Regions from separate parts of the Homo sapiens genome. Here region 2 is linked to region 1. Evidence: read pairs that join two places in POLR2A ChIA-PET (ENCODE). Cell type or tissue: A673. All regions are shown on one strand.

Region 1 (2,500 bases):
TTGTGACTCTGGTTCACATTTCTTGGTCCCTGGGAAGCAGCTGGCGATAACTGTACACATAGGAAATACACACTGATGCACAAGTCCCTGGCTGAGAATCTCCAGCCAAGCTTCTTTTGGAGTTGGGGAAGGGGGAGCATGCTTAGTAGAAGTGTCTGTCTGTTCCTCATACATTCCCCAAATGAGAAGGTAATGGTGGGGGGATAGGTGGGGAGCAGCCTCTGGAGGAAGCACTGGGCAGCTTTTCTCCTGGCCACTTTCCCATCATGACCCATCACAGCCAGTTCAGAACATTGCCAGCCACAGCCACATCCCCCCAAAGTTCTGCATGACCAGAAGGGGGCGGCAGGGAGGAAGTAGGGTTTACGCTTCTCTCCTGAGGCCCCGAAGAAGGTGCCCAGGCTCTGCTAGGGACCAAACAAGGGAGCCCTGTCTGTCAACGAAAGCTGAGACTCCCCTTTTTTGAGTCTTTGGGAGCAAAAGGAAAGAGTGGGGACAGCAGTTGCCTTCTCAGGTGAGAGAGGGGTTTGCTGGTAGCCATTAACCATGTGCAGATACATACGGAACATCTGAAATGTGGCCCGGGGAACTGAGGAACCACATTTTAAAATTTATTTAATATTTATTTAATTTTAATTAGTTTAAATTTAAAAACAGATACTCAACTCAGTTATTGGAAAGATTTTAAAGTATGTTTGGAATGCCTCAGGTATGTGACTCTGCTTTTTCAACTGTAAATTTTATGAAATCTAAATACAGATCAAGTATTTCCAATGAAAATTTAGTGTCTGAATTGAGATGAGCTGTAAGTGTAAAAAACACCGGATTTCAAAGGCTAAATATGAAGGAAAGAATGTAAAATATCTCATTATAATTGTTTTATTTTGAGCGTGTGGTGAAAGGATATTTTGGATATATTCAGTTAAAATGTATTATTACAATTAATTTCCCTGTTTTTTTTACCTTTTTAAAAAAGATGTGGCTACCAGAAAATTAAAAATGACAAATATGGCTTGTATTATGTTTCAATTGGAAGTGCTGTTCTAAATGATCTGGAAGAAGAGTCATCCTGGCTGAGGTGACAGAGGGGTGTCGCAGTCCCAGTTCGGGATAACTGGAACCCACATTAAACAACTCAGAGAATCAGCAGAGGTCATCTGAGGCCTGGCTCTGAGTGCAGATTCAGTGGGACCTTATTTTAGGCCAGGGAAAGGGGCCTGATGGTTTAGGTTGAGGGATCAAACATGAGATAACTGAGTTCGTTTAAAATGTTCCTATAGTTCACCTGGCAGGTCTGACTTACCGGAAAAAGGGGCCTATCTTATCTGCCTCCTTCCTAAGCATCCCAGAAGGAGGAGCTGCCACGGCCTCCAGGATGTATTAGAATGGGTCTCAGCACTTCCTGCAGCACAACCAGAAGTCCCCAGCTGCCCTCTGGAAGCACATCTCTCCTCTCCTGCTGAAAGATCTGAGACACATCTGCCTATGAAAGAAAGCCAGGGGGCCCTCATGCTCTCTTCCTTATCAGCTTTGGTGGTATATGGTTTTCCTTCTCTCCTTCGGATGCAGAACTTCCTAGTTACTGCACTCACCCCATCCAACCACACCCTCTCTCGATCTCTGCTTTCTGTTGGCACCACGTGAGGACTGTGCTGTTGGAAGCGGGCCACTTCTGCACCATGTTCTTCAAGACTACAGGCCGCTGCACAGCTCAGAGGCAGCCAGGCCTGCCTGCCTCTCCACATCAGGAGAGCTTCCTGTCATGTAGAAAATGAGGTTTGGCGCATGGACCTGAAAGCTGGGGTGAACACCCCTCCTTCACACCCTCTTGGTCCTCTTTCTCTGACCAAACCACTAGCCTAAGCCAGGCTTGTATGCAAGACTGTGTAGAAAAAGGGACAGAAGTGAGTGTGAAAATAAGAGAGTGTGGCCCTCTCCACTTTGGGGCCGCTTCACTCCTTTTCCTACTGCCCCTAAAACAGAGTGCCTTCAGATTATGGGTTCTTATGTCATGGAGTGATAGCATCTGGCAGTGTTTGCCAAAGGCCTTACTGCAGGTTAGCCCAGGTCCAGGCATGAGCCCCAGTGACTAGCGAGAAAGCCAGGAATGGCTGAATGCAGTGCTGGAGCCCCTGCGGGAAAGAGCTGAGTCCCAGCCCCTTGTCTGTCTCTAACCCTGCTGCCACATCTTGGGCAAGTGACTTCCCACTCAGGGCCTCAGTATCCTCATTCTAAAACTAGGACCTTGACTGTGATGATGGCTATGGGTTCCTTCCAGCTTTAACATTATTTGGCCAATACCCAGACAATTCCTGGAGAGACACTAGGACTGAGCTAAGCTGAGTGGCCAGGCACTAACTAACTAACCTGGTTAGGTGCTCTAAACCAACAGCATAGTGGCCAAGGTGGGAATATAACCTCTCCTCCTCACAGAGATTTTCAGTCACTCCTCTGGATTTATATTTTTTAAAAAGAGAGAGAGAGAGAGAAATGACATCAT
Region 2 (2,500 bases), 200 kb before region 1:
TCTGTTTTTACAAAAACTGTATCAAATTCTTCATACTGAAAATGACTCACTTCACATGATGTACTTGGCCATTGTTTCATATTGATCTACCCATTAAATTATGATTTATTTATTTATTTATTTATTTATTGAGACAGAGTCTGTCTCTGTCGCCCAGGCTTGAGTGCAATGGTGCGATCTCAGCTCATTGCAACCTCCGCCTCCTGCTACTCGTTAAATTAAGCTTAACCCAGTGCTGCCTTGTTACATATTTTAAAGTCCGCCTAAAGGTTTCTCTGTGCAGAGTGAACTATAACCTAACTAGATTGGTAAACAGACTGGGACCCACTCTTGTAACAAGTAGCCAAGTCTCAGGCAATTACCGCAGCCATATGTCAGCCAATCACAGGTGGCCAACCGTTCACACTGTGTTCAAATAAGGCAAATATGCAACCAATCCAGCTCTTTCTGTCCTCACTTCCCTTTTCTGTATGTTACTTTCTTTGTTCTGTCCATAAATGTGAACCAACCATGTGGCAACCCTGGAGCTGCTCCGGACCTCTTCTGGTTGTGGGGGCTGTCCAATTCACAAATCATTCTTTGCTTAATTAAACTCTGTTAAATTTAATTTGTTGAAAGTTTTCCTTTTAACATACCTTATCCCACTTAAGAGTTGCCAAGTAACTACTCCAGTCTTTATGTGTGCACTTCCTGTGTAAATGCTCTGTGACGGGTCCATTAATAACTAGAACGAGTTTAAATGGAATTTGAGGGGAGAAGGAGGAAAGGAAAGAGGGGTTGCCTGAGTCAATTTCCCACACTCTTATTCTTTCGGGGCATCCAGGACTGCCTTGGAGGGCCTCACCTTTCCTGCTGGGTCAGCTCTTGCCTGTGGCTCTGGCCTCACGGGACTCTCAACAATGCTGTGCAGGCCCCACTCTTGTCTGTGGCCCCCAGGGGCTTTGTGGAGAGCAGGCTCTCTTGAGGCATGAAGTGAAGGAACCACGCCCCAATAAACCCTTTCTGTCTCCAGCACAAGATGAATTTGGAATGATGCTTGCACCTCAGATTTCTTTCAAGAATAAAATGTTCCATATGCCCCAAGAGAACTGGTTAACAGCTACAAGAACTCCTCTCTGGAGGTGACTTTTAACTTATTTATTTTTCTAAAGGCAAAGAGTGAATGTTGAGGGCTCCTTAAGAGCAGAGGTGAGCCAGCAGTGATTTTTACTGAGTCTTTTATGGGGACACATTATAGTTAACATTCTCCACACCGGATGGTACTCTAATAGGGATGGAAATTTATGAGCCCACAGAAAAGACAAATTGAGACTTTAGGAGAGGGCCGATTCTCTGAAGTCACTCAGAGCTGATTTCATGAGTGCTATTTGTACATCCTCAAGCTTGCTATTTAAAGATAATTGTTCAGTTTTGACAAAATTGCTCTGAACATGAACAATTTCCTCCTATTATGGAGTGTCTCATTTTCAGCCGCTTACTGCATTCCTACTCATGCATTCCCTCTTCTCTTGCTCTCTCTCTCAGACCCCCCTGAAGGCCAGAGACGTAGGAGGCTCTGCAGCGGAGGGCGTGGGGGAGGCAGCACATTTGCTAAATGATGATCTGAATTAGGCTCTAGTGCCAGCCCAGGATGGCTCACCTCAGCTCTGCCTGGACTGCCCCAGCATGAAGCTGACTCACCCACTCCCCAGCTCAATTGAGCACCATCCTGTGTGGCCAAGAGGCACAGTCTGAAAAGGGAGGATCATGGTGAGCATTTGTTTAAGACTCCTTCCACTAGTCTCCTTTGTTTGTATCAACATGGATATATTTTTGTTTTAATTTATAGTTTTCTGGAGGCAGGCATTGCTTGGGTGGAGAGCTTTCCAGATAACATCCCTGAAATGCAGTGCATTTCCCTTCTGAGGGAAGAGGGACTTGTTCCCTTGGCCCCTTGCCATCTTCCACCCTAACCTATGGGGGCAGAGGGTGCATGAGGCCTGTGGTGGAAGAGAAACATCTTGGGCACATCTCACTCCCTTTGTGGGCCTCAAGCGGCATCAGTTACCATGACTGTAGTGGTTTCATTGTGTCCAAGCTAAAGAAATTAAGGAGAAAAGAGATGGGCATATTTTTAAGGGAAAGAAGAAGGCAGATCTTCTGTACTTCCTTGAGTATGGCAGAAGAGGAGAGAGGATTGAAAAGGCAGAAAGAGATGTTGAAATCAGGTAGCAGCAGCAGCAGCAGCAGCATCTCAACAAACATACTGGCCACTATTTTAAAATGTTCACTAGACACTTCATGGAAGTTATTTTATCTTCCTGAGACCCTTTATTGTACAGTATACTCATTTTGCAGCTGCGGAAAGAGACTTAGAGACTTGAATCATGTGATACAGTGGAGCGAACACACGTTTATGTGTCACTTAATGGCTATGTGACCTTGGGCAAGTCATTTGACCCCCCGGGCCTCAGTTTCCAGTTTGGGCTACATTATCTCTAAAGCCTTTTTCAGTTCTGAC

The links. Peaks named below come from ENCODE experiments on the same cell type or tissue, not always from the same donor. Only the 100,000 strongest peaks of a DNase experiment are listed, where the experiment ranks them.
Region 2: POLR2A ChIA-PET joins it to region 1 with 15 read pairs; 9 of 35 experiments call an interaction of 5 or more read pairs at or near these places.

The regions. Positions count from the first base shown.
Region 1 is chr2:216,687,506-216,690,005 of GRCh38, forward strand. All of the region lies in intron 1 of IGFBP5 (insulin like growth factor binding protein 5), which reads right to left. It overlaps LOC124900515 (a long non-coding RNA gene), which reads right to left. Exons shown (of 2, transcript XR_007088080.1): 2 at 1-2,500. Among named protein-coding and RNA genes, the nearest start is that of IGFBP-AS1, 5.7 kb to the right of the region's middle. In A673, a CTCF peak has its summit at 328 (motif pointing right); no DNase peak of the experiment used is centred here.
Region 2 is chr2:216,491,551-216,494,050 of GRCh38, forward strand. All of the region lies in intron 1 of RPL37A-DT (RPL37A divergent transcript), which reads right to left. Among named protein-coding and RNA genes, the nearest start is that of RPL37A-DT, 6.0 kb to the right of the region's middle. RefSeq lists an enhancer at 1,017-1,076. In A673, no CTCF peak of the experiment used is centred here; DNase peaks (open chromatin) are centred at 431, 691, 971 and 1,511; H3K27ac peaks cover 1,580 bases.